Linked DNA regions of Homo sapiens: region 2 is linked to region 1. The links are chromatin loops, found by intact Hi-C in ENCODE. Cell type or tissue: PC-9. All regions are shown on one strand. Each heading gives the region's core, and the rest is flanking DNA. Links, peaks and the distances in the headings are about the cores only.

Region 1 (15,746 bases), core at 4,631-12,630:
GGAACTTATATTAATTATAAAATTCAGCCATTTATTGAGTACTTACTGTAGGGATTGACAACAGGTACATTTGGTCATTCCCTTATTGCCTGTTTTTAACTTGGTGAATGTGACATGTCCTAACAACAAATGCCTTTGTCAATAAGATAATAATTTGAGTTAATAAGTTTGAGTTTTTTGTATGCTAACAAGTCTCCAGCTGCCACATAAATGTATCCAGTTAGAGCATTACACAAAGCTGTCCAGCTGAGGGTCAGTAGTGGCTAAAATCCAGCTCCCACTCTGTAAGCCATAGAACACCCTGGTTGGGGTTGCATGTGCCTAGAGGAAAGGGAAGTTTTTCTAATGAGGACTGTGAAAATAAATAAAAATCGAAACTGTTGGAACTTTAAATTATTTTGAGTCTTAGAGAAATGTGATTATGGGGCCTGAGTCACATGATAGGCAGCTGTAACCCAGGCAGCTTTAACCTTTGTTTCTCCGATTATAGATTAGCCTTCTTCCTTAACTATCTTGTTTTGTAAAATGTTGTGACTAGCTACAGGGCACCAGGGCAGACCCCTTCCCTCTAACTGTTGATCTTCATTACAGATTAGCTTTCCTCTTACCTCTCATACAAATACTTCATGGTTATCACATTGTCTAAGACAAAATGTTAAGTATACTTTTTTATTTTATTGAAAAGGAAATACAAACAAGCTGTATGGAAAAGAAAACAAACTGTCACTAATTCAATGGTTGCAACTCATAAACCAGCCTCATATAAGAAATGTAACCCTGTTAAATTTCTTTGTTTTGTTCCTGTGTAAGCAAAACCCTAACTTTTAACTGCAGAGCACTGACCTCATTTCTCCAGAGTCTGTGTTTACCAGATGACCATTACCAGCTTTTCACTTGAATAAACTCTTTAAAAATGGATTCTGATCCTTTTGATTATTTCAGGTTGATAGCACAAATGTTCCATCAATTTGCTGAGCCTTAAACCCACAGGGCTGTACCCGACTAGGACTTTTTTTTTCTTCTTCTAATTCTTTTGTAGGTGTGAATAGGCTAACAGTGGCCCTGGTTGTGTCTTTTTCCGTCGCACATGAGAGAAACCCAACTCAAACTGGTTTTAGAAAAAAAGTAACTTAACTGACAAACCTAGGCTTTGTATTGGCTTTAAACATGGCTGGATCCATCTATCCCAAGTCATGTTATCAGGAATCTGTTTCTCTCCTCTTGGATCTGTTTTCTCTATGTTAAGATTGTTTTCAGGAAGATTCCCTACATGTGGTGGCAAGTTGGTCAAGTTTACTCACTGTCCTCTTGGCAATCCTAGGACAAAAGGAAGTTTTTCTTCTGGATAGTTCCAGCAAAAGTCCTGTGATGAAGTCTCACTGGCCTATTTCTGAACCAGTCATTGTAGCATTGACCATGAAATTCTCTATTTAGCTGGACCTTCAGTCTTTGCATATTTCTGGACTAGGAGAGTTGGTCCTACCTCATTCAAACCACTAAGATTGGGAGTTGGTAGTTATCTAAGGAAAGGTTGGATTTTTTTTTTAATCAGAAGAAGAGGGACACAGATCATGGATGGATTAAAAAAATTGTATTTTCTATACAATCATTGGATTCACACATTGGTGTAACTAGTCATTATAGAGCAGAATTGCAGAGAGGAAACTGAGTCCTCAGTCAGGGCTCCCAGCAGTACATTGCAGCCTGGGTTTGAAGAATGCTCATGGTATACTTTGGATGTGTTATTTCTTGATATCACCAGTCTTTCCTTTAGCCTTCTTACGCTGGCTTATTTCTGAGTATTTTTCTGAGGACTGGGAACTGATATCACAGGTACTCACTCTTCTGAAGGGAGTCCAAAGAGTATTTTTCTCCTCATATATAGGAGGTAGGTTGATCTACCTAAGAAAAGGCTAGAAGGAAGCTTAGAACTCTGGTGCTCTAAGAAATTCCAGTTGGTTGTGCCACTTCTCAAAACTCAAAAGTTTGATTACAAAGCAAGTGCACTAGAGGAGTTTGAGGAGTCACTTGAGTTTACCCTGTTTCAGGCCATATGCTTTGGGATGGTTCATACTTGGATCAGGGCGCTAAGCCAATCAGACAACTGCATTTCTCTTTCTTCAGTAATTGATTAGGAAACAGAGTGACAATTCAAGCGCAGCCAATGCTTCTCAAAGAGGCTTTACCTGATTTTTTTGGGAAAGGGATCTTTTCTTTTGTCTGTTTACTTCCTGCAGGCCTTGAACTTGAAAGCATGCAAAGCTGGAGCTTTTGTAATCAACTGAAAACCATAAAGGCAGTCTGTTCTGTAGGTAGAGCTGCCAGTGCAGAGGATGTTACAGATGAGAGACAGAGAGAAAAATACCCAAGACCTGGTGACATGGTTTCAGCCCCTAGAGCAAGTCACTCCTGGACTTTTCAATTGTGAGACCCAGTAAATTCCTTGTTTTTCATGGTTTCCGTGACTTGCAAACAAAAGATCCCCAGCTGATGCATCCTGACACCAAGCTGCTCCAGTAATTACAGAGGTCCAATAAGGCCCGAGTCCTATGCTTAGCACCAAAGCTCAGTTTTCCTACACTCTAAACCTTAATATCAGAATTCCATTTAGTCCCTTCACCCTGCTGAGCATGTTCCTCTCTTTGTAAATCTCTGATAATAAGTTATGCCACCCACCACCTACAGAGGTTGAGGACTAATTAAGAACACTTGTGAAATCTTTTGTTTTCATAAAATGTTAGCAAAAGGGCTCTGTACATTAATATCTCTTACTCTTGATTCTCCTGACTTCTTTTTAATGTCCCTTTTACAAAATAAAAATTGTTTTTTAAAAAATGACTATCTAGATTCCCTTCTCAAGGTGTAAACAGCTAAACTAAAAATATTTCTCTCTCTGACAAGAGGTGAGAAGATTTAGGGCTGGACTGGGTCTCTCTTTTCTGTTCATTTACTTTTCTTCCTCAATCTTTCTAAATTCTTGACTTTTGGGTTTCTGGTACTGGAAAGATATGCAGTTATTCAGAAAATGCCAACATCAGTGAGCTGTCAACTTTACTTATTTGTGTTAAATCTAGGTTTGTTACCAACTGGTATCATTTTGAGAAAATATTCCATTGATTTGTGTGAGTTAAGTAGATTTAGTATGGAGGAAATTAACAAGATACAGACACCAGGAAAGAAAAGGAAAGTGAAAATATATTGGGAAGGAAGAGGAGAGAGAGAGAGAAGCTAGGAAGCAACATGAATTGAGTCAGAAAATATACTTGGATTAACCTGTGACCATGATGTCAAATTTTGGTTGGATAATAGAATATAGGTAGGGGTGCCAGATTTAGCAAACAAAAATACAGAACACCCAATTAAATTTAAATTTTGGAAAATGAATACTTTAAAAATATAAGTATATCCCACTTAAATATTACATGGCAATGCTAAATGTGAGATTATGGGGATTTTTCTTTTCTAGAGACAATGGGTTATCTTGTTAGCATCCTGGAACCTATAGGTGATACAAACTGCAGTTATTAATAATATGGTAAGACCATAGGATAGTTGCATTATAAGTTCTTGGAACATATAGCCTCTTCCTTGTTTCAACAAATGCCCTTAGCAGGACGAAGTATTCATATGTTCTTTCTTACCTCTCATTTAAGCACTATGACTATACTGTATGTAGTCATTTTATATATGTATATATTTTATATATGTATATGTATTTCATATATACATTTTATATATTGTACAGAAAATGTATATATAATACATATATAATATATACATAATATATAATATATACAATGTATATATTATACATATACATAATATATACAATGTATATATTATACATATATGTAATACATACATAATATATAATATATACAAAGTGTATATTATATATGTATTATATATACATTTTCTGTACAATATATAAAATGTATATATGTATTATGTATTATAATATATGTATTATATGTTATACATAATATATACTACATATAATATATACAATGTATATATTATATCTGTATTATATAATATATACAATGTATATATTATATCTGTATTATATAATATGTACAATGTATATATTATATCTGTATTATATAGTATATACAAGGTATATATTATATCTGTATTATATAATATATACAAGGTATATATTATATCTGTATTATATAATATATACAAGGTATATATTATATCTGTATTATATAATATATACAAGGTATATATTATATCTGTATTATATAATATATACAAGGTATATATTATATCTGTATTATATAATATATACAAGGTATATATTATATCTGTATTATATAATATATACCAGGTATATATTATATCTGTATTATATAATATATACCTGGTATATATTATATCTGTATTATATAATATATACCAGGTATATATTATATCTGTATTATATAATATATACAAGGAATATATTATATCTGTATTATATAATATATACCAGGTATATATTATATCTGTATTATATAATATATACCAGCTATATATTATATCTGTATTATATAATATATACCAGGTATATATTATATCTGTATTATATATACATTTTCTGTACAATAGATATTATGTAAATATGCCTGAGGAGGTCACTTTTCCTTCGTGTTGTTTTATTAGTGGCAAATATGTTATATATAAAATAATTATATATAATTAGTTAAAATATATAAATATATGACATATTTTTATATATTTTATGTATATATATATTTATTATAGAAAGTGAGACAGGGTCTCACTTTATTGCCAAGGCTGGAGTTCAGTGGTGTGATCTTGGTTCACTGAAGCCTCCACCTCCCTGGTTCAAGTGATTCTTCCGCCTCAGCCTCCAGAGTAGCTGGGACTACAGGTGCACACCACCATGCCCAGCTGATTTTTGTATTTATAGTAGAGATGGGGTTTCACCATGTTGGCCAGGGTGTTCTCAAACTCCTGACCTCAAGTGATCTGCCCACCTTGGCCTCCCAAAGTGCTGGAATTATAGGCGTGAGCCACTACGCCTGGCCACAAAACTTTTTATTATGAAAAAATTTCAAATGCACGCAAATATGGAAAGAATTGTAATAAATGTTTATTACCCTGCTTGAACATTTGCCAACATTTTGTTTATCTTATCTGATATATTCTCTCTACTACCTTTATTTTGCAGGAGTATTTTAATGAAAATCCCAAATTTTGTGTCACTCTTAGATACTATGTTTCCTTAAATTTTATATTTCCTTTTCTGTTCTAAAGTATATTGTCTTAGTCTCTTTGGGATGTTATAATAAAATACCTTACAAACTTATAAACAATGGAAAATTATTGCTCAGAGTTCTGAAGGCTGGGAAGTTTAAGATCAAGGCGCCAGCAGATTTGGTGATGGCCCTTTCTTCTAGATGGTGTCTTCTATCTGAGTCCTCACAGGTGGAAGGGGCAAACAAGTTCCCCCACGCCTCTTTCATAATGGCATTAATCCTACTGATTAGGGCTCTACCCTAAAGACCCAGTCACCTCCCAAAGGCCCTACCTCTTAATACCACCACTCAGGGGATTAGATTTTAATATATGAAATTGGGGGAACACAAACATTCAACCATAACATCTATCTCTTCTGTTGCCAAGCTTTCACTTTTCACCTCTATTTCCCTTCATAAACTAATAAATATAAAAGTATTCTCTCCCCTCACAAGATAATATCTCTTGCCTTTTTCCTCTCGGAGTGTTCCTGCGGTTTGTGATCTCTCTTAGCTCTGGTAGCCTGTTCAGGCCTTAAGGTATCTGTTCGGTATTATGTGGTCAAGTAGCTGGGACCACAGGATCACAACACCACGTCTGGCTAATTTTTTTTTTTTTTTTTTTTTTTTTTTGTAGAGATGGGGTTTCGCTATGTTGGCCAGGCTGGTCTCAAACTCCTGGCCTCAAGCAATCTTCCAGCCTTGGCCTCCCAAAGTGCTGGGATTACAGGTGTGAGCCACCACGTCTGGCTTGGAGGGCTTATTAAAACACCGATTCTTAGCCTCACCCCCAGAGTTTCTGGTTAGTAGGTCTTGGCAGGGCTGGAGAATTTGTATTTCCACACCTTCCTTGGTGATGTGTTGTTGGTAGTTCAGGGAGTACATGTGAGAGGAACCGTTTAGATAGTAAAAACTGCAAACCTGAAGAAGAATAGAAGAATCCTTATTCTGTGCTCTCTTAGATTTAGTTTCCTCATCTATGATCAATAACTATTCATTTCTTCCTCATTTCCAATAACGATTTGCTGCTTTTAAGAGCAAGAGATCACTTTTCCTTCATGTTGTTTTGCTAGTGGCAAATCAGAAATGGTTTCGCCAGTATTCACTGATCTTGTAATCACTCTCGGAATCCAGCTGCATCTCTAGTGTAGAGTTTTGGGTCAACAAGAATAATGCTGAGCTTAAAGAATTGGACTCAGTCTCTTGAAGTCAGGGGTTGATGAGAAGGTGGCTCTAATCTATTCATTCAACAACTTCCTATTGAGCACCTGCTATGTGCCAGGTGCTGTTCTAGCCACTAAGATAGAGCAGGTAATAACATAGGGCCATTGTCCTTATGGAATTTGTATTTTAGTGGGGTGAATAAAAAAGGGCAGTCTAGGTGGGGCCCAGAAATAGAAAAATAGAAAAAATATAGTGACGAGTCAAAGTTAAATAATAACCTGTATTTTTCTCTCATAATTCTGGAGTCCAAAAACCTCATGTCATTTCCACTAGGCTAAAGGCAAGGTGTTGGCAAGACCACACTCTCTCTGGAGACTCTGGGGGAGAATTCTTTTTGTCTTTTCCAGCTTCTAGAGCTTAATTTCTTAGCTCGTGGCCCCTTCCTCCATCTTTAAAGCCCGCAGCATAGTATTTTCAAATCTCTCTTTCTGCTTTCATCACATTGCCTTCTCTTTCTCCTATTGTGCCAATAAGAGAAGATAGTTCGGGGCTGTGAAGACTGTAGACACAAGGTGGAAGATGATCCAGGAAGGAGGATGGGAATAATATTGGAAAACAGTGATCATAATCTGCTACTGGTGTCACATGAAGTTGTGTGGTCATATAGCAAAAAGGATAAACATTTATGAGAAGTTTTTCACTTGCTAGGAGTTTTACAGCCATTCCTTCTTTAAATTTCACAATAACCCTTTGAAGGATATACTGTTTTACACATTAAAAAAACCTAAGGCTCAAGGTACAACTTGCCCCAGATTGGATGGTCAATAAGTGGTAACATCAGGATTACAAGGTAAGCAGCCTGCCTTTACAGCAGAAACCTAAAGAAAGCTTTGCTACTCTAAATATGTTCTGTGGACTAGCAGCCCTAGGGTCACCCAGGAACTTGTTGAAATTGCAGTCTCAACCTCCACCCTAGACTTGCCGAATCAGAATTTGTATTTTAACAAGAGCCCTATTGATCCAAATACACCTTAAAGTTTGAGAAATATTGCTAACCAAGCACTATATTTGAAATGCAGTGAAACTACATTTTCAGCTGCTGTGAAGCTGGCTGAAATATCTTCTTTTTTGGTCTTTACTCCAACAATATTAGGAGGCCTAGTCTGATAAGTCATTTGGCTAAGCAAATAACAATTAAGAAAACCATGAACCTCCCCAATTTCATGTCTCTGGGTCTAACAAAGGACACCACAGTGTATTCTAAACAGCAGTTACTTGTCTGCTGAGAGCTAAAATATTTGCTGACTCAGTTATTTCTCTCATCTCTGTGTGTGGCAAGTTCTAGTGTGATAAATTATGGAGGAGAGAGTTATTACAACACTCTCTCTTACATCAGATGATAGTGTTAGGCATATTTTGGGCACTGCAATCATTGCACAGCAGGTAGAGAATCTTTCATAATTATTGTGCTTATAAAATATGCTTATTTATAGAAGCTTGTTTTTACCCCAGGTCCTTGTTAGGCTGTTACTCCATTGCTAAACCTCAGAGTGTGTAGTTTTGGCTGAATCAAGAAATAGAATAATAGAACAGAAGATGGCTGGTAGACTAATGTTTATTATGGACCACTTGCATTAGAATTACCTGGTGCTGGTTAAAAATGTAGATCTTGGTCGGGTGCGGTGGCTCACGCCTGTAATCCCAGCACTTTGGGAGGCTGAGGTGGGTGGATCACGAGGTCAGGAGTTCAAGACCAGCCTGGCCAACGTGGTGAACCCTCATCTCTAATAAAAATGCAAAAATTAGCCAAGCATGATGATGCGTTTCTGGAATCCCAGCTACTCAGTGAGGCTGAGGCAGGAGAATCGCTTGAACCTGGGAAACAGAGGTTGCAGTGCACTCAGATTGTGTCATTGCACTCCAGCCTGGGCCACATAGTGTGACTCTTTCCCCCATCCCCACATAAAAAAACATGTAGAACTCTGGGTCCCACCTGGAAAATTAGTTTCTAGGGGTAACACCTAGGAATTTTAACTTATAACATGCTTATCAGACAACTCTCATATAAACTAATCTTTGAGAATTATCATTGTATACCATCAGACCTAACCTTTGTTATTATATGGATTAGGAATCAGAAAAAGAGAGTAGTATAATGACTTTCAGTGCCTCACTTAGAGTTACATTTCCCATTTCCTTTTATTATATACATGGATATGTATATATCAGTCTGGTATAGATAGCTGGCTTTTTAGGAGAAACTTTTAGATCTACTAGTATCTAATAAAGGCAGGGCTAGCTGCTTGTGAGTCGCTGAATGTGGGATAGGCAAGTGGGTGCTAAAGAAACAGTAGTTAAACTTAAAACATCTCCTCTCATGTGATAATAAGCAACCATTTGTCACCTGAAATAACAAATCCACAGGATTTAACTAGAGTTAAGACAGCTGGCTGAGTTCCTTGAGCGATATGACATCGTGCCACAAATTGCCAGGAGGGGACAGCAGAGAGCTGCCAAATGGCCGTAGATGCCAGGTGAACCAAGGTTATCAGTAAGGAGGACGTTAGAATAGCAGCCAGGTGAACCAAGGTTATCAATAAGGAGGAGGTTAGAATAGCAGCCAGGTGAACCAAGGTTATCAATAAGGAGGAGGTTAGAACAGCAGCCAAGAGCTGGCTACCCTAGGTGTGTCTGCTGGGGACACACCTAATTTGGGCAGGCTGAAACTTAGCCTTAAATGAGGAGAGCTGAGCCTGAAGCAGAGGCAGTTACCTACCCCCATGAGAAAAGGCAATGTCTGGGCCAGTGAGTGGAAGAGAGAAGCTGAAGTCAGGAATGCAAGCTGGCAAGTTAGGAGCGGGGGTAAGCGGTGAGTGTGTCGGAATGGGATAGCTAATGGGCTGCCAGGGAGTACCAGCTTCTTCAGAGGTAGTTATCCTGATTCGCAGTATTCTGAGGGGTAATTGTCCTGGTAAGATCAGGAAACAGTCGGGCTTCTGACAAAGAACCACAAATTAAAACCATAACCATATTATTTAAAAACCTGGAACCCAATCCCTTATTTGAAAAACCCTTTGGTAGTGAGATTTTCAAATTATTTTCAGAAAATGCCTTAGTATTAAAAACAAACAAGACAGTATATGATTAAATACTGCAATTATAGTGTAATCAATACTTGCTCAAAAAGTTTCAGTAAAAGGGGAGACCAATGAAGCTTTGAGTGGCCAAGGAGGACTTCTTTAAGGAAGTGGAATGTGATGATCCTTAATGGATGAGTATGACTTAGGCATGGAGGATATTCAGTGAGGCAAGGGAGAAAAGCTCAGTCTGTTTGCAGGCTTGTGAGGAGGTCACTCATCTGTTTCCAGAGTGCCTTGAGTATGCTGTGGGCTGGGGCATAAAGACATTAGTTTGACCTTTGATAAACTTGGTTTTGTTTGGATGGTTTCCAACAAGTTCTGAAGCAACAGAGTCCAGCTTCTTTAAACAACAGCAGTGTATCATTTACTTGAGGAAGTAAGTATTGATGCCACTTGCATCTGACATAGGTAGCTTCCAATTAGATAGTTTGCTAGGGAAGATATAGTGCCTGATTCCTTCCAGCTGGGGCACCATAATCTTGCCTCTGAATAGATAGAATGTAGTCAGTTCCTGTCTGGATATATAAAAGATGATAAAAGGTTTTTCTGAGAATGCTGTAATGAGAACCAAGTACAGTTAACTATGCAGTTATACAATGAAGGACACAAGTGATACATCTTCTACCCACTAATGGGCTGGTGATTATCACTGTAATTGTGGTCTAGAAATTAGTTATGACTCAGTGGGTAGACTTTCTTTGTATATCCCATCTCTCTAAATAATAGATCATGTTTGGCCTTTGCTTATGCATTTGTCTAGAATATGTCCTTTTCAATTTTTTTAAATTAAGAAATTTATTTTATTTTTATTATACTTTTAAGTTCTGGGATACATGTGCAGAACATGCAGGTTTGTTACATAGGTATACATGTGCCATGGTGGTTTGCTGCATCCATCAACCTGTCATCTACATCAGGTATTTCTCCTAGTGCTATCCCTTACCTACCCCACAACCCCGTGACAGGCCCTGGTGTGTGATGTTCCCCTCCCTGTATCCATGTGTTCTCATTGTTCAACTCCCACTTTTCAATTTTTTATAAAAGTTGTCATGCCCTTCCAATATAACTCTTTAAAGCAGCAGTCCCCAACCTTTAAGGCACCAGGGACCAGTTTTGTAGAATACAGTTTTTCCATGGAAGGTAGGGGTGGGGATGGTTTCGGAGGCAGTAGATTCTCATAAGGAGTGTACAACCTAGATCCCTCGCATGTGCAGTTCAAAACAGGGTTTGTGCTCCTGTCAGAATCTAGGGCTGCTGCTGATCTGACAGGAGCTCAGGCATGGATGCTCCCTCACTCACCACTCACCTCCTGCTGTGCTGCCTGGCTCGTAACAGGCCATGAAATGTTACTGTACCTTTAAAACAGGGTGCCCCTGTTTTAAAGCACTACCTCGTATTCAGGTTGGTGACACAGCAGCTCTTGTTTCTCCAGTGTAGAATGTTTCTCAACGTTATTATTATTACTGTTATTTTTGGTCTGAGCAATTTGAAAGACTAACCTCTTTTCCATTTGTAGCAGTGGCTCTCTGTGGTAGTGATTCTTACAGAAATGGAGATAGGGTTGGGGTGAAGTAGGAAAGGACATATTACCCATCCCCAAGGGGCACATCACAGAGATTCTGAAAAATCCTCTTCTCTTCTTGAGGTGCTTTTAGCTAAGGAGCATTGCTATAACTTCAGGATTCAGGATACTGTGTTGTATGTATGTATATAGTCATAGATGTCTTGCAGTAATTTGTGTGTCTCTTTCTGCTGTTGGTTTGGGAAGGATGTTTTAAAGGCTTTTGGTGAATCCCTTTGGTGGGTTCAATCACTTCCCATTTGAGATCTAACATGAAGGCACATTCCTTATTGGGCAGTAACAAGGATGCCAGGATGGTTCTTGGACAACACCTCTATATTTCTTCCTGACAACTTGTTTAGAGGAAGCTCAGAGATGGTTATTTAATCATTTAATGCCCAATACTGGGATATGCATTCTTTCAAGAAGGTATTTCCTTCTAAGACATTCCTCAATGTCTCAGGACATCCATAGAAAATTATTTGAAGAAGATTTTAAAAAAAAGGGTAAGGTCAGTTTTTTGAAGCTACATGAAACAAGAAGGATAACTTAGATGAAAAGAAATGAACCACTTGATGGCCTCCAAATGGCAGAGAGTTATTAAAAGTAATTAACAAATCAAATCACAGGTGAACACAGCTTTAGTGAGTCCCGGCCAATAGTTTAAACAGTCCTTATAGGTTTATGCTTATTTTCTTTTGAATAGATTATCCACTCTCTTCTTTTCCTCACCCATTGTGCCTCTGCAAAGTGGTGGTGGGTGCATTAGAGGGTGTGGCTTATGTGACCTTGGCTGGTTGTTGTTGGTGGTGGGGTGACATTCTTGAACTGCGGATTGTTTTCTGGAATCACTGTGATCTCTCTGGCAGAAGGGCTGAGCTGGGTTGCTCCTCAGCTTGGAGAACTCCAAGGACAACAAGTTCTATCAGAGGGGTGTTCCACTGATGTCTGCCGTTGATGTTTTCTGCTTCTCTGCTCCCATGATCTGGCCGCTCTTATTGCACGAGGTTTCCCTGTTAACTTAGCCCCCACCTTGGTTCTTGCTATGCTATGGGTAACCATGAAGTCTGGCTGGGACTCCTCCATTGTGATCACTTCTGCGAAACTTTCCAGACTGATTTTCAAGAGCTTTGGGAAGCTTCTAGTCCCGCTCATGGGACCAGAAGGCAGCTTTGGAGAGTTAACTGAGGCCTTTTCTCTGCCTAATTGTTTCTCATCAAATTTGATTTGAGGCCAAGTGCTCACCCTGGTGCAAGGGCAGATTGAGGAGTATTTTTCTTGTTTGCAACCACAAGCTGAACAGAAGTCTTTTCCTTTTTGGAAATTCCCTTAACTCCCTTTTACTATAACTCTAATCTCTGGGACTCTAAGCCACAGAGGTGAGACTGAGATAGATCTTGCCTTCCTCTACCTCCTTTGTTAATTATACCATCCCTCAGGTTGAAAGTGAACAACTTTGGGCTTTCTATCTTCTCTACATTTTATATTCTTTCTGCCTAGGGCAGCAAGCCTCATGGTGAGCTAAATATACAAGGAGTAGCTTCCCTAAGGTGTATCCTGGCTCAACATGTGGTCCATGGGTCAACAGCAGTGGTAGCACCTGGAAGCTTATTAGAAATGCAGAATCTCAGGCTCCACCTGGCCTGAGATGGATCAGAATTTGCGTTTTTAAACAAAATCCCCAGGTGACCTATATGTATATTAAATGTTTAGAAGCACAGGTGTAGAAGAAACTGCATGATCTAGCTTACTTAGGCTTAGGCCTCAGTAAGTTAATGAGGGTTAAAAAGACTTAGGAAATCTTTTTTCTCTTGAAAAAGCTTGCTTTTATAAACCATTAAGTTGCTACAAAATCCTATTTTGGAATTTTGAAGCTGAATATTAACTGTTTTTCTTCTTGCATAATTGCGATAATAATCATTAGCCTTCTCAAGGGAAATAGATGTTTCTGGCAGACTACAGGAAGTTCAGTATGTGGAAATGCAAAAGAGAAAATTATTTTATATTAAAATATTCTTATTTTGAAAAAAGAGAAGAAAATAATGAGAGATGAATAAAATGGTTAAGTTGGTCACAATATAATTTGTTATACTTAAGTTTTTCTTTGATAACTTATGTATATAAGCTATAAAAGAGTTATATAAAAGTTATATAAGGTTATGCTGATACTGTGCAGTTTGTTAGCAGAAAGCAAATTGATTTGTGTCATTATATTCATGCATCTTAAAGTGTATTTCACCAAAATGCTCTAAAAAGGGAGATTTCATAATCAAATTAGTTTGGAAAATGCTGTAAATTATATATTCCTCTTGAAGACTTGCAGTAAACATTATCATTATAAAGATGCTCCAAAGTCCTGCGAAGAATCCTTCTAACCTTATTTAACAGTTTCCAAAACTCATTTGACCATGGAATCCTGTTTCATGTAATATCCATTAGCATACCACATAACTTGTGTTTTCTGAAACATGTTTTAGAATATTCTAAAAACTCTTATATTAACTATAAAATGATTGCTAAGTCTAACTTATGGTGTCCTGAAATTCCACCTGGTAACTCATAACTAGTCCAGACTGACCCAAGATTCTTTTCACTCCTCAGTAAAGTCGAGGGGCTATAGGATCTACCGAACTCTCTTGAGGCAATGCAACCACCCTTGCCTCCCCAGTCCTGGACCCAGCTGCTGTGCCTTAGATGTATTTGTATCTGGTTCTTGTTTTTTGCCAATTTCATCAACCTATTCAGCTGACATCACTGATTGCTTGCCTTTTCATTTGGTTTCACCCCAGATGCTACCTCTTAGATCTCTTTGAAATTGAGAACCAAACAGGTGATAAATAAGCCAACATCTTCCACCCATAACCCAGCTCAGGCTCCCAGGCTGGATTCCTGAAATTCCTGCTGTTTGGGAGGAAAGTTGGACAATTACTGAAGTAAATATATCTTAATGAGTCAGTAATGATCACCTGACAGCTGTAAGGGACAAAGACATGGCTTTGCAAACCCAAAATGAGGATATGTCATTTGCAAAGAATTTCTATGTCACTCCCTGGCATAGTCTTGGAAAAATTTTCAAATTCAGTGTGAGGCCAGTCTTGCAATTTCAGGTTCTTTCCATTAGTATTCTATAGATGAAGAACATAAATGTTTAGAAAGTATGGTGTCTGAGAGATTTTTTCCCCCTTTTTCTCTTACACTGTAAAGAATCTTGTGTTTGAAAATTGAGCCTCATTCCACAGGAATGCGTACAGCCAGTTGTGTATAGACGAACATTAAATATATTCCACGGAACTAGTTTTGGTAAATATTAGTCAGAAGAAAGTCCTGTGGTCCAAAAAAGTTGGGAACTGCTGGAGATGTTAGTTGGAATATTGGTGGGGTTAAGATGGGATAAAAGAAATGCCAGAAAGCCAATGAGTTGTCAGAGAGTGGTTGAATCACATACCCAAGCTCATGCCATGGGCTTGTGGTACGTGGGATATGTTCGCTTGTCCCTGGACTTGGGTTTGGCTATATGTCTTGCCTTGGTCAATGGGATGTTAGCAGATCTGACATGAACAGAGGCTTGACATACGCTTGTGCAGGAATTTCCTCTGTGTAGTTGCTGCCACTTTAGGCTGGCTGGGCCCCAGAAGCTGACCTGAATCCAACTGATAGCTCAAAGTCAAGCCCAGCCAACTTTCAGCCTGAAGCAGAGGTGCCCAGCAGAGCCCAGCCTAGATCAGCCAAATTATAGTAACCAGCAGATTTGTAAGTGTTAGAACAAATGTTTGCTGTAGGCCATGAAGTTTTATACTGGGTTAAACAAAGTTAAACAAACTTCTCTATTATATTATTTCTTAAAGACTTTAATGTGCTAAGTACATGGCAAATCATTAAGATGATCATAGAGGGAAAGGCGTTTCCCGCTGGACCCTTATTTTTCAGAACAACACATCCTACCAACGCAGGTAGAGATATAACTAGAGTTAGCCCCTATGGGAAGAGTAAATGACCCTCTCTTCCCCCACCATCCTCCCAATGCAGCAGACGCACAGAGGTTCATTCTGAGAAGGATTGCTAACATAATGGCTTTCAAGGCAGAGAGCTATTGGGTCACAGGTTAGGAAGAATAGTTTGGGGTGTGAAGAGGGGAAAGGTGAAAATTTTGAGATTACTCCACATTTTATCTTCATGCACAAAGCTGTTAATATAGCTATATCAAATTATATCTATATCAAATTATATTCATTCTTTAAGACATGGCTTCAATGAACAGTATTAAGTGGAAGACGCACATAATCTCTCTGAGGCAAAGAATGTACCTAGATGTGAGGCATGTAAGAATGGGACTATGAGGTGTGACAATAAAGTAATCTATGAATTACCATGCCTGCTAGTCACTGGGATGTGTTTTCTAAGTTTATCAAGTGCATCACTTTCCTTTATGAGGGCTGTAATGGAGCTGTCGCCTCACTGAAAGGAGTCTTCTGCCTTTGGAAGGCCTAGGGTGGGCAACCTTGTCCTGCTCTGCCAGAGGTCTCAAGGGGAAATGTTAAATTTTCCTCCTGGGCACACGTGTTCTTGGGTTTCTCTTTCCTTCTTACTCTTCTCATTGGTGTGATAAAACCCAGATGCTAACTAAGATAAGGAGAC
Region 2 (15,746 bases), core at 5,273-13,272, 420 kb after region 1:
GGAAAAACACATCTTTCAGTTTTGCAGCAGGTAGTGTATGATTCATACATGGGCTGATTGGATGGGAATGAGGAGAGAAAAATCACAGAATGGGCAATAAGAATTCTGTTGGTTTGACTCAAGGCAAATGAATCTGGGAGTACTCAGGATAGTGCTCATTTTGGAATTTAGTCTGCTTGTGACTATTTCCCTTAAATAATAAACCATTCAAAACCTAGTGGCTTAAAAACACCATTTCTTTAACTCACTATTATGTGAGTCAGCAATTTATGCTGTGCTTAGTTGGGCAGTTATTCTGGTCTCAGATGGACTTTCTCATGTGTCTGTGCCCAACTGCAGATAAGGCCTCGCTGATGACAAGGGCAAATGGGAAGACTGGGCCACATGTCACTTGTTCTCTATCAGGTTAGCCTGAGCTTAGTCACATGGCAGTGGAATAGTTCCAAGAGAAAGAGCAGAAGCATTTAAGCCTCTTCTGGCCTTGGTTTAGAACAGGCACGCTGCCACTTCTACCACATCCCATTGGCTGAAGCAAGTTACAAGGCCAGCCCAATACAAGGGATGGGGAAATACACGATACCTTTTCAGCAGATGAATTGAAAGTCACATTGTAAAGGATGTAGAACACAGGAAAAGGTAAAAGAAAACCATTTTTGTGATCATTTAGCCCTTGTTTTGGTTTATTATTGTGCTAGTCCTACAGATCAGGTTATATAAAGCAGTCTGATATGAAGTAAAAACAGCTGGATTCTAGGCATTTATTCACAAGGCTCGAGTCATACCTCGGGAAGATATAACTAGGTTTGTGAGTAGTTCACATATTCTATAGATATTTATAATTTGTATTTTTTAATACTTGCCAGCTGCTTGACATTAACATTTTCCCTGTAGTGTCCCAATTTCTTGTGTCTGAAATCATACGGGTTCTGCTTATAGCAGACAAACTGAGTTCCACCGAGATATACAGGTTGGTAATGATTAAACCAGTGTGAATGAATAGGGAGGAGAAAAGTTTCAGAACTTCTACCTGATAGTTGAATCAGAGAATCACAAATGTTCAGTGGTAAAAGAGAATTTCAACTAACCCCTTTAACTCTGATGGGATGGATTAATCAATAATGATTTGTGTGTATTAGAGAGGGAGAGAGAGAGACTAATTGACTCTAGATATTTATAGGCACACAAGAGATAAGGTGAGAAAAATAATTAAGATGTATTGATTTATTGTGCTTGTAACTAGACTTTATAAACTCAGATGCTCAGAGATGGAGTCAAACCTTAATAAGAACTTTAATTTCTCATTTAGTAAGAGATTAGTCTTTACGGTTTTCCACTCTTCCTGACCACCATTTTGATCACTGCTTAATGTTCCAGCAATTAGAGGTACGTAATTTACTTAACCATTTCCCCGTTGTTAAATACTAATATTGTCACTAGTTCCTTATGTTTACAAATAGTGCTGCAATAAACATTTCTGAGCACAGCATGTTCTCCTCAGCTTGGGTATGAGCTTCACAAGGGCAGAGAGTTGTCTAAAGTATGGGTTTTCAGTGGCTAGAACAGTGCCTGGCACAAAGTAGGTGCCTAACAACATTTTAAAATATCTTTTGAACAGATAGAGTTGTCCTCATATTTTAAATTCTTTACTCAGGAGAGAGTCCCAGATGTCTATGCCTTCAGAGTATTCTTACCTGAATATCTCATTTGAGGAGAACAAATCACATACACAGTTTGTCTTCAATGTAGAAAAACTTGATAGAGACAGTTAGCAGCAAAACTTCCTTTTGCTTTTGTTCTCTAGAAAGAGATAACAAACTAAATGAGTAGGACTGACTGTATTAGAAAGCTGGACAGAGAAAGGGAAGAGAGTTAGCATTTCCTGTTTTCTGCTATATGCCAGGCACTGTGCTAAATATGATACTGGCAACATCTCATGTCATCCTCACAGATGTGGGTGCAATCATAACCATACTCAAATGAAAATTCATCCCTCTAGGACATTATGTAATTTGTCGAATTCCAAGGTTATCCACCTGGCTAATGGTAGAGCCAGGATTTGAATTCAAACATTTCTGGCTTCAAAGCATTTCTTCTTCGTCTTTTTATTTATTTTTGTAACCTTTCACTACCTCCCTGGAAACTGAATTGGATAGATAACTTAGAAAATCCTCCAACAAACTAACCTTAAAATTTTCTAATTCCAGTCCTGAGTCCATACAGGTTTTCCATCTGAGGCCAGAATGCTAAAACCCAAGGCATTAAAGTGCCAATTTAGGGAAGATTGTCTCTGTGGGTTGCTGACCTGCTCTGCAGTGACTTTCAGCTTTGCTTTATCATGACCTGGTCCCTCTTTGAAGATTGTCAGGAGAAAAGCAGCATCTTTCTCTATGTCCATAAAATATACTGTTTTCAATGATTCAGTTTTGAGCTCTCAGCCACATTAACAGGTTTTCAGGGGGAGATTCCAGGGTTTCCCTCCGTGAACATTTTGTGCTTTGAGGATGATGCTAAGGGTCTCAGCTTAGATGTCTGTATTTTGATGTCATTTACAGCCTTGCTGTGAGAAATTCAGTGCATTGTGACATAGGTCTTTCCATTAAACAGTGTCTGTCCGTGCTGTCCTGACCCCATCCCAGGCTAAGTGCAATGTATAGCCAGCATCTGCTGACTGCCTCCCCCTACTTCAATTTTATAACACAGAAAATGCAGCTGGGCAATTTGTCAACATTTTTCTTCTGTGCAAACCAGAAGAGTTTGTAATAGTCTACTGTTCTATACCCAGAGCAGAGGTCTGAGGCTTTTGAATGATAGTTCCCAGTTTTCTTGACCCTTTTCTGTATGAATTACCTTGTTAGAATAAACTGAACATTTCCCACAGACTTTAAGTTGCAGACTTCCCAGATGAGGAAATGCTCTACTAGTATAACCGCAGAACAGTGACATAAGAGACTGGACAAGGAGTAGATGTGGTTGACTTACTCACTTAGTCCATTCCCTGTTCTCTCCCATATTTCTACGGCCTCAAATCTCTGGTGCCCGTTGGAAAGGAAGTCTTGCACTCTACTTTGATCAGGTGACCAGAACCTGATTCTCACCAAAGTCCTTCTGGTCATGTTCTGCATTAACCTTTCTCTCTTACTTTAGATGCATAGCCTGATTTATGAAACCGACCCTGAATTTATCTTTCCCCTGAACTTCCCCCACCCTATTTCCTAGACCTGAAAGATCAGTCCATCTGATTAAAACCATTTTATTATTACTACTATTACCCTAGCAGTGTCCCTGTCTACATTCTTTTTTTTTTTTTTTGGCATTTGGCTTAGTTCTTTTCAAATCCTAGCGCGGCTTGGAGGCATTGCCACTAGGCAATGTACCTGGACTGAGTCCTGAAGTTGAGCATTTACTGAATACTTATCAGCACTCAGAAGCCTGAGAAAATACTACTTGAGTACACTACAGTTTATACTCTGGAATATTTTGCACTATAATGCCCAGTTTTGGAAAGCACTAACCCACAGTTGAGTCATGTCTTTGATAATAAGTAACGACCCATACCTCTCCAACCTGCCCGATTTCTCTTTTATTGACTGACATATTACTTTGGCAGAGACCTTTAGGACACCTGATTTTGATTCTACTATTGTTTCTATTTAAGGTCACAAGGCAACTTTTTTTTTACCCTAATCGTATAGATTCAACTCTTCAGCAGTGATATTATATATATATATATATATATATATACACACACACACACACACACACACACACACACACACACGTATATATGTACCTATATATATATGTACCATATATATATATATGGTACATATATATATATGGTACATATATATATATATGTATGGTTTCCAGTGACTAGACAGAATTTTATTGGGAAATGCAATAAAGTGCAAAAACAAAGCGGACCCTATTTCAATCTGGAAAGCAGCATAAGCTTTTTAGAAAATTCCAGGTACTGTCTGAGTACTGATTGATTGGCCTGCTGTGGGCATTACTAATAGAAGCAGTTTATTTCTCCAAGGCCCTTTGAAAAAATGATGGAGGCTACCCATGAGTATCATCTGAGAAAATATATATTTATGTACCACAATCCAGGGTTCTGGATACTTACTCTACTAGACATAAGTCCCTACTTGTATTTTAAGCTCTGTCCTTTTTCTCATCTCTACCTTTTTCTTTACAACCCATATGGGAGACATTTGAAAATTTTTCTAGATGAATTTTTGCTATGATGATCTGATGCATTTACCTCTAAAATAGTTCCCAATCCCATGCCCTTCTTTTCACCCACACTGAAGCCTTCTTAGTGTTTCTCTTAGAAAATTAAGAAGTTGCCTGTTAGGCATGTCTGCTTTTGGCCTGGCCTTCTTCCATTGCTACCAAAGTAGGTCCCAAGGAGTATATATCTAATCGTGTCACTTGCTTATTCCAAACCTTCACCATGGAATTAAGGCCACACCCTTAGGATGACATTCAAAGCCTCCAAAATTATAACCCCAATATTCCTTTTTTTGAATGATCTCCACCCTGGCTTCCCCAGCCTGCACATGGACAACATCAGGAGCAGTAGGAGGGCCTCATGCAGGGCTATTCTTCCCACAAAAGTTACTGCACTAAACAGAATTGAGAGAGTCCCTACTTTTCTCACCCGTTAAATATTTTGGCAAGTAATAGCTCAGATCCAATGGCTCAGATGGCCATTTATCCGTCCATCTAGTCATCAGTAAATATTTGGTGAGCAGTTACTCTAGTGTTATGCACTTGCAAGGAGCTAAGAATATATAGGTTTCTAAGCTGTCTTCAAGAAGCTTGTCATGTGATAATGGTAGGAGACCTGCAAACAGGTCTGTATTATTAGGTGTTAGGAGAACTGCAACACAATCTCAGTAGTTAAATAGGGGCACAAACTCTCTTGGCATGGTTAGGAAAGGTTTTCAGGCATCACATATTCTCACTTATAAGTGGGAGGTACACATTGGATAGGTACAGACACAAAGATGGCAACAATAAACACTGAGAATTACAAAACAGAGGAGGGGGACAAGTGTTTAAAAACTACCTATCTGGTATTATGTTCATTACTTGGGTGACAGGATCATTAGAAGCCCAAACCTCAGCATCACACAATATACCCATGTAACAAACCTGCATATGTACCCTCTGAATCTAAAATTAAAAAGAAAAAGAAAAGGTTTGTGGGAGAAAGAGATGTATGAAATACACACACACACACACACACACACACACACACACACAACACACACACACACACGCACCAACAAAAAACAATCCACCTGATGTTTAAGGATCTCGGAAACTAAAGACTGCTCTATTACACTTGTTCTTTGATGATAGAGACAGCAATAACTCTAACTGCTGGCATTGGCCACTTCGTTACTAACCCTAGGATAATCTGCACATGGAGGCCACTGAATTGTCATGCTGGGTATGTTTTACCAGTGAGTGATTGCAGTGGCTGAAGGGGATCCAGGCTTCTATTTAAAACAGTGATTGTATGTGGCCCCAAATTTAGTGATAGAGCCTCATTCAGGGTTGCTGAGGAATGTAGGAAAGGGAGGAGGTCGTGAAAGAATATTACTTCAGTTTATTTAATAGTTAAATTCAGAGACTGGGGGTAACAACAAAATTTTAAAAAACAAAATTAAAGACAAAACACAACACCAGAGTAGGTAGAAAATAATTATCTTTTCCAGCATAGTCCTAATTCTGTGAACCACTCTTGCCCATAGGGTAGGCTCAGTGAGATGAAATGAAATACACTCTTGCAGGCCCGTGAAGGAGGATTCTGAGCCTAACCCAATTCCTTGGGTGCCACGTCTTAAATGAGATTATAATAGTGGTAATATTTAGTATCACAGCTCTGTTCCTTGCCTTGGTCTTAATGATGCTGCCCAGAGCTTAACCTTTAATGAGTTTATTTTTACTTCAGGAAAATGTCCTTGCCCAGCTAATTGTGTCTTTCCTAACTCGATTATATCTGGTCTCTCATGGGATAGCTTAAAAAGTTAAAAACATATCCGTGGTATTGTTCATATTTTTTTTCTGTCGGAGCCAGTTTTCAAAACTCCACAAAGTGAGTAAATACAACTTAAGCTCTTTGGAAATTCCTTGTCAGGAGAGTTTGAAAAAAAAGTGTCTTTAATTGACTATGGGACATGCAAGTTCAATTTAATTTCAAAGTGTAATGAAGTTAAGCTTTGCATGCTTTTATCTTATTAATTTCTTTTGGGTTTGTGGTTTTTTTTAAAAAGTGAAGATGGAAAAATAAAAGCTTCCAAGTAATCACTTTTCTTGGTGAAATTTGAGTTATGGATGGCATTTGCAGTAATACCATATTAACAGAATATGATATACCACCTGATATACATTGAGGTGTCCTAATTCAGCTGATTATTTGATCAGGCTGAGAAGAGAAGAAGAAGTCATTCCTTGCTTGCTTCTAAACACTTGCCTAGTTGAGAAAAAGTTGGAAGGTTGAAACACTTCCTTTCTGGACTCTCAAATATCACAAAAAACTATCATATCAGACTCAAAGATCACTTCTTCCAGGAAGCTTTTTTTCTCATCACCACCTCATAAACTAGGCTGGATGATGTTCCTAGGTGTTAATTTTCATAACACTGTAGGTATACATTTAACATCAGACTTAGACCATTTTTTGTGTTTGTAATGATCTGATTTTATATGTCCCCTAACTCTCTTATGGTGTGATATACTTAAGGGTAGAAACAATATCCTATTTAGCTTCCCATTGTCTTGTACAGGTCATGAAACAGAGTAGGCCCCTGGTGGTGACTGAATGAGCATTGCCTGCATCTCCACACATACATCTTAATTGGCAGATACTTGTGAGTGAGGCCTCTGAAGAGTGTTCATTTCATAATTACGGCACAGGTTCAATGATAGAGCACCTGAGGTCCTATGTCCCATAATTGGCTATTTGTGGGTGTTATAGACTGAATGTGTTCCCCCTCCCAAATACATATGTTGAAGTCCTAACCCCCAAAGTGATGGTATTTGAAGATAAGGCCTCTGAGGAGGTTATAAATGTTAAAGGAGGTCATAAGGGTGGGACCCTAATCTGATAGGGCTGGTGCCCTTATAAGAAAGAAAGAGCCACCAGAGGTCTCTTTCTCAGTCATTTGAGGACATAGCAAGAGAGCAGTTGTCTGCAAACCAGGAAGAGAACCCTCACTGGGAACCAAATTGGCGGGTACCTATATCTTGTACTTGCCAGCCTCCAGAGTATGTGTAAATTTAAACCACCCAGTCTGTGGTATTTTATTATGGCAATTTGAGCTGAGTAATGCATGGGGTAATTTTATTCACTGAGTGCACTTGTAGACAGGCCTCTACACAGCTCATTCAGTGAGTTTTGATGTAAAAGGCATCGATGTGTTATATCTGAGCAGGATAGCTTATATATCTCAGAACATCTACCTTAGTGTTAGTGCACGATTACCAACCAGATTGCCATTGCTAGATGGAGGATAATACTTAACCCAGCCTTGTGTATCTATTGTATTTAAAGTGTCAGTAAAGTTTATAACTAGAGTTTCTCATTTCCGTGGTCCTAGTTCCTGCAGAATAGATGAAAACATGTAATGAGCTGTCCTGAGTGTTAGCCTTTTCTGGGATGTACATTTGGCAAGCTTGCAATACAATGTAAGTGCAGTTTCTGGTAGAATCTCTAGCGAACACTTTTGGCCACACTCTGGGAGTTCTCTGTGACAAAATGAACTGGTTAGTCTGGATTAGTCAGTGCTGTAAACCAGTCACCATGATGGTCCCTTCATGCTTCAAAAATCATGGAAAGAGCCCCAGTAAATTGGAGATTTCCTGTACTGCCTTTACCCAGAAGCCACCTCTTGCCAGAGTTCAGGGCCCCTTACTCAGAAAATATTAAATCTGAGAAAAGATTGAAGCTAGGTCATTGCAAATCATGAGGGGTGTAAAGTATTCTGCTTTGAGCCCATCCCTCCTTGACAAATAAAAAACGCCAAGAAAGATGTGCTTGATGGGGCCAGCATCTCAATCTAGAATTCAGACTTTCATAGCTGAAGAATATCAAAGCCACTGTGACCTATGGAGTTTATACAGCATGGGGTAAAGCTGAAGTGAAGACATGTCTAGAGGTTGCAGGTGACTGGCCCTATCAGGAGTAAATAGAAACCATTCTGCCCTTTCCAAAGAAAGAGAGAACAGTCTGCTGGTTGAAGGCAAAGCATTGTTACTTTTGCAAAGAAAGTTAAACTTGCCAACGTCATTAGATGAAAAGACTATGTGTGTATTATTCTAACCACAAAGCAATGGCAGTGAGAGGAAGGCTCCTGCCAGCTGCTTCAGTGAGCCACAGTGGCACTGATGCTCTTTGAGTGGGAGGTTTCTGTTCATTTGCAAATGCGATGACATTTTCAGCTTTTTGTACCAGGAACGGAAGCACCTTGGGAAGCTTGTGGTTGAATGCATTCTCCCTAGAGAGCAGCAAATTAGGTTAAATTCATTTACTGATGGAGGCTCCAGGGGAAGGGGGACCCTGGGGAGGAGGGGGCAGATGATGTGTGGCAGTGACTTATTCTAGTTTGAATTGACTTAGAAAAAATGTATTTATTTGCTTCCTTTCTCCAACCTTCATCATTTCCTCCAAAGACTGCAAGCATAGACTTATACAACATGTCCTCTTTGCAGAAAGCTGTGAGGTGGTTGTGTGCTCTTGACCTGAGGGAGCAGGCCCAGAATCAATGAATGTGTGTGTAATTAAACTCCAGGGGATGAGACACCCGACTTCATCCAAATTAGAGATTCAATTCAACAGCAAGTTTGATAAAAAGGGAGGTCGGTAGTGACCAAACTAACCCTGCTACGTCGTTAACGAGGCTGAAGATGATTCCAAAATGGCTTAATGTGGCAGAAGTCTTCTCACAAGATGGCTATGATTCAAATAACCTTGGACAGCTGTGATGGAAGAGCAAATAAATAGCTCCTTTTACAAAAAAAAAAAACTCTGTCATCTCCTCTAGCCAAAGATATTAGAGCCCAGAGGAACCTTATTTGGTGCTGAGTCCACCCTTTCAATTTCCAAAAGAGAAAAGAACTCTGATAAGTTAAATGACTCCCATGGAATTGGAGATGTCAACTGAAGAATGATGAGGTTCATAAATGTGGAAACAAGAGCTTTATTTCTCATAAAGCGTTGCAACCTGCATGGTGGCCATTCTGACAGACTGGGAAGCATAGCCTCTGGCCAGGAGCCAAAAACAGACTCTTCAAGGGAGGAGAAAAGGGAACAGGAGTGTGTGCTGAGGTGGCCACATTTACATATTTAGTGAGCTATAAGAGGAGTCATAAATATTTTTAAAAGGAGAAACACACACATTCACAACTGAGCTTCATGATTCTCCAGGGGACCCATGTTCAAAATACAGCCTTGTTAGCGTGACCCGAGGGTGGTGTTTTCAGCCCTCTGATGACAAATGTGAAGCACAGGACACAAAAGCCCCTAATGTACACCCTCCATAGACTGGCCAGAACCACTTCATAGTCTGTGGTCTCTTATCAGGAAGAAATGCTGGTCAGCTGTTTTGTTAAAACCACAAAAGGGAGGGGCAGTCATTACTGGTTAGTTGATATCAGTGGTAGAGTCTCTGTAAAGGGCTGGTTTCTGTTTGGTCCTTAGGGAAGAAAGCTTAATGGTGATTATCAAGGGAGGGGATATTACAAGGAATGTCTGACCTCACATACTGTCATGACTGAGAACTCAATTTTCAAGATTACTCTGAGGTCCCCTTGGCCAAGAGGGGTTCTGTTCAGTCAGTTGGTGGATTTGGGATCTCATTTTTATTTCTCAGAGGCTTTTATTAATATGTTTCTCTGTGCTTTGATGCTTATGCCTCTCACTCTGTAATTCTGAACCCAACCATTGCCCTATAGGCGGTGTCTACAAACCAGGGGTCATCCAACAGTAACAATAAGAATATTTCCAAGTGCTGACGGAAAGAGCTCTAGATTTTTTTTGTCAACTCACTAGCAGATATTTGACTCACTGGAAGATTTTCTGCTGGGATAGAATATTTCACCTCTCTCAATAGCGGAGTTTTCATCTGCAAAATAAAGCAATAAACAACTAACCAAAATAGTAGTACTGCCATGGCTAAGCCACGACAGATGGCAGTGTTGCAGAAATAGGAAAAATGTTCCCTCTGGTGGTTGAAGATGGGAAACACACCCTTTCCTCTGGGCTGACTTTGCCCTAAGGAAGGCGACTGCCTTGGTGAGGGACTGAGTTTCATTCCCCAAGCTTTCATCCAGGCACACTTTTATAGCACACAAGCTACACACTCATATGTGGGAACTCTGGTACTCAACTACCTAGTACTCAAGCCTCAACTACCCAGGGAGTTAAGGGAGAACATAAGGAAGAACATCTACCTGTAAAAGTACGTTGTAAGTTTTAGCACTCCTTATCAATGCAAGTCCTATTAAGATATTGAAAGTGGAGGAATACAGGAAGATCCTTTATAGCAAAATTGGGCTTGGATATCTAAGTTGAAATTCATTCTACCACTAAGGGCTTTATACCAAAGTCAACCACATCCCTAGAAATGCAGTGTCCAGCTGGGTGTGGTGGCTCACGCCAGTAATCCCAGCACTTTGGGAGGCCGAGGTGGGTGGATCACAAGGTCAAGAGATCGACACCATCCTGGCCAACATGGTGAAACCCCATCTCTACTAACAGTACAAAAATTAGCTGGGCATGGTGATGCGCGCCTGTAGTGCCAACTACTCAGGAGGCTGAGGCAGGAGAATCCCTTGAAGCCAGGAGGAGGAGGTTGCAGGTTGCAGTGAGCTGAGATGATGCCACTGCACTCCAGCCTGGCAACACAGCAAGACTCCATCTAAAAAAAAAAAAAAAAGTTGTTTCCAAAATTGAACTGGATTTTCAATGAGTATTTTCTTGAGAAAGTTCCCTGAAGGATGATCATAAAGGTCTGTATGTCAGGATACATCCCAAGGAGAAGTGTCATTCCTCAGAGGCAGTCAGAGATGACTCCTGTTTGCATGGCATGTTAAGACCTTGATAATCCTGCATACATATGCATACATTCTTACAGTCACTGTCCCAGTGAATTATAATTATTTGAATAAATATGCATGTAAACATGAGTTAAAAAGCTAACTTGATAATTCTGTTGCTTCTTAGGATGGCTACATACCACAGGCAAGAAAATGGGAGAGCAACCACTGACAAGCTCATAGAAACAGGGCATGTGATATGTGAGTGACTGGAGAATGCAAGGAGTAACTCCTGACATGAGGACTCTAATCTCATGTATACAGACATGAAGGTTTACAAGTCTGTTGCCCTCTTCTCTGACTCTCTTCTCTTTAAAGAGGTGATATTTGAGCGGAGACCTGGGTGATGAGAAGGAGCCAGCCAATGTGCCAATCTGAGTATTAAATATTCCAGAAAGAGGAAATAGCCAGTGAAAAAGTCCATAGGCAGGTACAAATTCTGTGTGTTTTAAAAAAGAAATAGATTTGTATATTTGGATCTTAGTGAGTGAGAGAGATAGTGACTATGTATCAGAAATGCAGATGCTCCACCTACAGAAATTCCAAATCAACTAGTCTAGGGTGGTGCCCAGGCATCGGTGTTTGGGATTTTTGGTTGTTGTTGCTGCTGCTGTTGTTGATCTTGTTGTTATTTTAGGTTCTCCCAGTAATTCTAATCACAGACTAAAGATAACTGATATAGAGCTTTATAGGGTATGGGAAAAAGTTTGGCTTCTAAGAACTATAGAAAACCACAAAGAATTTTAAGCAGGGGAGTGATGTGATACAATCCATGATTAAAATTTCCCTCTTGATCCTGTGTAGAAGATGGATTGAAAGAGGAAAGGGTGGCAAGAATGAGGAAAACTGTGAGTAGGCAGTGGCAAATATCCATGAAGTCACTCTTGGTCTAGTGGAGAAAAAAATGGAAGGCTATGAGAAATGTTATTAAGGTGTTGTCCTTCACAGCTTTACCTAAAATGTTTATTTGCTGATGGATTGGATTAGATTTTGGGGTATGGGAAAAGACGAATGACCAACAGAATTTTGATTTAAGCAACTCAGTGCATTGTGGGGCCACTTATAGAAACAAAAGACACTGTGGTGTCACATGGGTGCACATGGGAGAAGGGAGTGGAAAAAACAATTCTGGTTTTGGCATGTTTTGTTGGAGATACACACACACACACACACACACACACACACACACTGGAAATACCTACACTGTAAATATATATGTGTGTATGTATGTATGTATATACACACACGCACTCATTATACACACACACTCCACATATATATACAATATATACATATATACACACACATATACATATATAGTGTGTGTATATATATACATATATACACACGTGTATATATATACATATATACACGTGTGTGTATATGTATATATACACGTGTGTATATATGTATATATACACGTGTGTATATATACATATATACACGTGTGTATATATATATACATATATACACACACACATATACATATATATATGTATGAGATTTCCAGTGTAGGTATCTGGTCGGCAGGTACACATTGGGATATTCACATTGGGAACTTAGGAGAGAGATCAGGTATATGTATAAACATTTGAGTTTATATGGTATATAGATGGTATTTCATGCCATAGGTTGAGATTTCTTCAAGAGCAAATGTGGACATAGTTTTCGGGTATGGTAATGTTTAGGGCATCCAAGGCAAGTAAGCACTTTTTGGGTGAATTAAAATTGAGTATAAATACTCTGTGCAGAACACTCTTACACTGGTATTAAAATATCTTTCCTGAAAATGAAAAGGAATCTGAAGTGGAAGAAAATGGAACTAAAGAATTTATTATATATAATTTTGCTGATTGATTTTTCTCTTATAAAAGAAATTGGATGGAAACATATATGAGAGGGGGGCAAGAATAAACTTTTCAATGGCAACACCCCTATATCATTTCATGTTATAGTAGCCAAATCTACCAAAGAGAATCATTGCAACCATTCCTGCCTCATGTCTCTTCCCAGGCTGGTCCTCTCTGCCAGGAAATACATAGGCATTTTCTGGTCCTAGTTTCCTTAAATTCTGATGCAAGCAGAAAATTGCCAGTTCTGTTACTGAGTAATTATAGCCCTATATCTGAAATAACTTAATGAGGTCTTCTAGCAGCCTTAATGCCAGACTTAATAATGAAATGAGTCCTCCACCAACATGGCCCCAAGGCACCAAGTGGCCGTGGGGTTGGGGCTTCCCAGAGAATCATGAGAAATTTCTCCATCCTGCAAGTGTATCAATAATTTACCTGCCTTCCCAATCTTATATGATCTGTTAATTGATTCACCTAAGTAACAGACTTCAAATCGGGAAACACCACCCCTGGGGCAAAGTGATGATTTTCTGAAGAGTACGCAGTCAGGGCTTAATTTGCAGATCTTCCAGTTCCATCTGTACTGTTTCCTAAAATTGAACTGCCTAAGAACTCATACTTCTTACGCTTTTTCAAATAAAGTAAGCTTGTCAGCACTGGGACACTGTCTATAATGACAGTAAACCCTGTGGTTTACTGAAACCTTCCAAGTGCTAAACAAGGGGCCATTTGAAATATTAGTTTAGGTGTTGAGAAAATGGATAACTATCCTGATTCAGTAATCAAATCTTTCTGAAAGTCAGGTTTTCCAGTTCTTTTCTTTCCACAAAATTGAAGGTAGACCTCATTGACTTGTCAGTTGTTGGATGACTAAAAATAATTTTTGCTGATGAATCACTGTGGTTTTGATATACAACTTGGAAAAAGTGCAAAAAAAAGAGTGACAAGGCTATTACAAAACTTCCATTCATGTCAATTTATTTATAAGAAAAAATTTCTCAGTTGTAAGCATTTATTAAAATGAAAAATAGGAATGTACTTGAGGCTGAATCTCATTTATCCTAGTGGTTGGTCATATTTATTCATGGATACATTAAGTAATTGTGGGAGGAGTAGCCATTCATCTCATTAAAGCTGCATGCTGAATTATAATTTTAAATCCAGTAATCATCAAAATGTAGACTATAATTTATTGTTTTGATCAATGTTGTACTTAAAATTGTAATGAAAACTCAATCCAAACAAAAATCTTTAACACTTTGAGTTATGGAAATTTTTTTTGGTAAAGATTACTAAAGACTGCACAATAAAACATGTTAAAGCATAAAATTGTATTGTATTAGGCTAAAATTCTATGAGGAAAATAAAATGGAAATACTGTTTGAAGGGGCAAAAGGAAGGTTACAAAATTTGTTAAAGAAGGCAAATTTGTATGTTTTTGTATTTGTGTATACAAATCAGTGGGGTTTTTTTCTCAAATAAATGATAGGATTTAATCACTATGGCATCAAATTATCACTCTTCAAATGACAGCTGAGGAGCACCTAACTGAGCTGGCAAGAGAAGTCAAGAAAGAGTTTCAGATGAGGTGATGCCACAGCTGAGTCTCAGAAGACAAGCAGGAATTCACAGGGTGAAGAAAAGAAGGGCAGGATTTCTAGACTGAGGGTGCATCTGGCTTTCCCAAATAGCCCTCATGAGGCTTGGCCTGTATAGAGAAATTTAAATTTCTCAGTTAGACTCCTAAGAAAGGTGCCTGTTAGAGCCAGGCAAGGAGTGACTGGCAAACAAAATGAGCAATTTTGGGGTAGGGGGTATCCAGACAGGTCCCAATTGGCCTGCAGAACAAAGAAGCACCCCTGGGGAAGGTGAGCTTTGGCTAAGCAGCTTAGTTAATTTTTAGATGTCCCTGTGTTCCTAAAACTCTGTGACAGAAAGACTTGGGTATTTACTGCTTTGTGAGCACAGGAGTTAGCATAGTCTTTCATTAAAGGTCAAACCAACCCAGGGAGAAGTATATAAGTCCCATATCTGGCTGGCAGGAAAAGGAGACAGGACCTTGAATTTTCAAAAGTGTGCATATATGAATCCAAGTTGGCATTATACTGCCAGGCTGCCTGAAATGGATAGGTAGAATGGGTAGGTGGTATTAGGGAGAAGAAACACGATTCTCCTTGATTTCCTCTCCTATTTCTTGTCATCCAATGTCCACTAAATGATCTGACAAGGGGAGGTGGTTAGAAGGAGAATGGAATTAGAGGAAGAAAACAGACATAGATTGAGTGCCTACTTACATGCTTTAAACTTCAGCACCATATAATCCTTGAACTCCTGGGCTAGATGTAGGGCTCCTTCTTTGTGCTTCTAAGGTTGCTTGTGCAGAATTCTAACTTGATTTTCTCTATTCTGCAGGGATTTTTTTTCCTTGTGTATATGCCCCCTCAAAATCAAGACTTTCTTAAAAACAGAGGTTATATATTCTAACATTCTGGACCCCTAACACAGGACTTAGCCTAGTAGGCACTCAAATGCTTAATTAACTGAATTTTATTTCTTCAGTGGTGTTTTACATTAAATGCCTCATTGAATAATCATAGCAAACAGTGACATAGTGTGCAGCATGTACTGGTATTGCTTTACATGCTCACTAACCTGCATAATCCTCCTAAAACCCTGTAAAGTGGCAACTATTATGATCTCCCATTAAATAGAGGGACATCAAGTGACACAAAGGTTAAATAACTTGGCCATGGTTTCACAACTAGTGGTAGCAGAGCTAAA

The links. A loop is a pair of places that touch in the nucleus more often than their neighbours do. Peaks named below come from ENCODE experiments on the same cell type or tissue, not always from the same donor. Only the 100,000 strongest peaks of a DNase experiment are listed, where the experiment ranks them.
Region 2: it touches region 1 in a loop (15-fold over the local background); 4 of 110 quality-filtered maps call a loop at or near these places.

Annotation. Positions count from the first base shown.
Region 1 is chr3:132,204,100-132,219,845 of GRCh38, reverse strand. No RefSeq gene overlaps it. Among named protein-coding and RNA genes, the nearest start is that of TRC-GCA6-1, 17 kb to the left of the region's middle. In PC-9, for the core only: CTCF peaks have their summits at 8,728 and 8,930 (motif pointing right); no DNase peak of the experiment used is centred there.
Region 2 is chr3:131,789,448-131,805,193 of GRCh38, reverse strand. The region is part of intron 2 of CPNE4 (copine 4); the gene reads left to right. LOC105374113 (a long non-coding RNA gene) reads right to left here and starts at 2,384. Exons shown (of 7, transcript XR_007096089.1): 1 at 2,303-2,384; 2 at 1,692-1,797. RefSeq lists enhancers at 8,501-8,550, 8,144-8,680. In PC-9, for the core only: a CTCF peak has its summit at 10,219 (motif pointing left); DNase peaks (open chromatin) are centred at 9,643 and 10,213.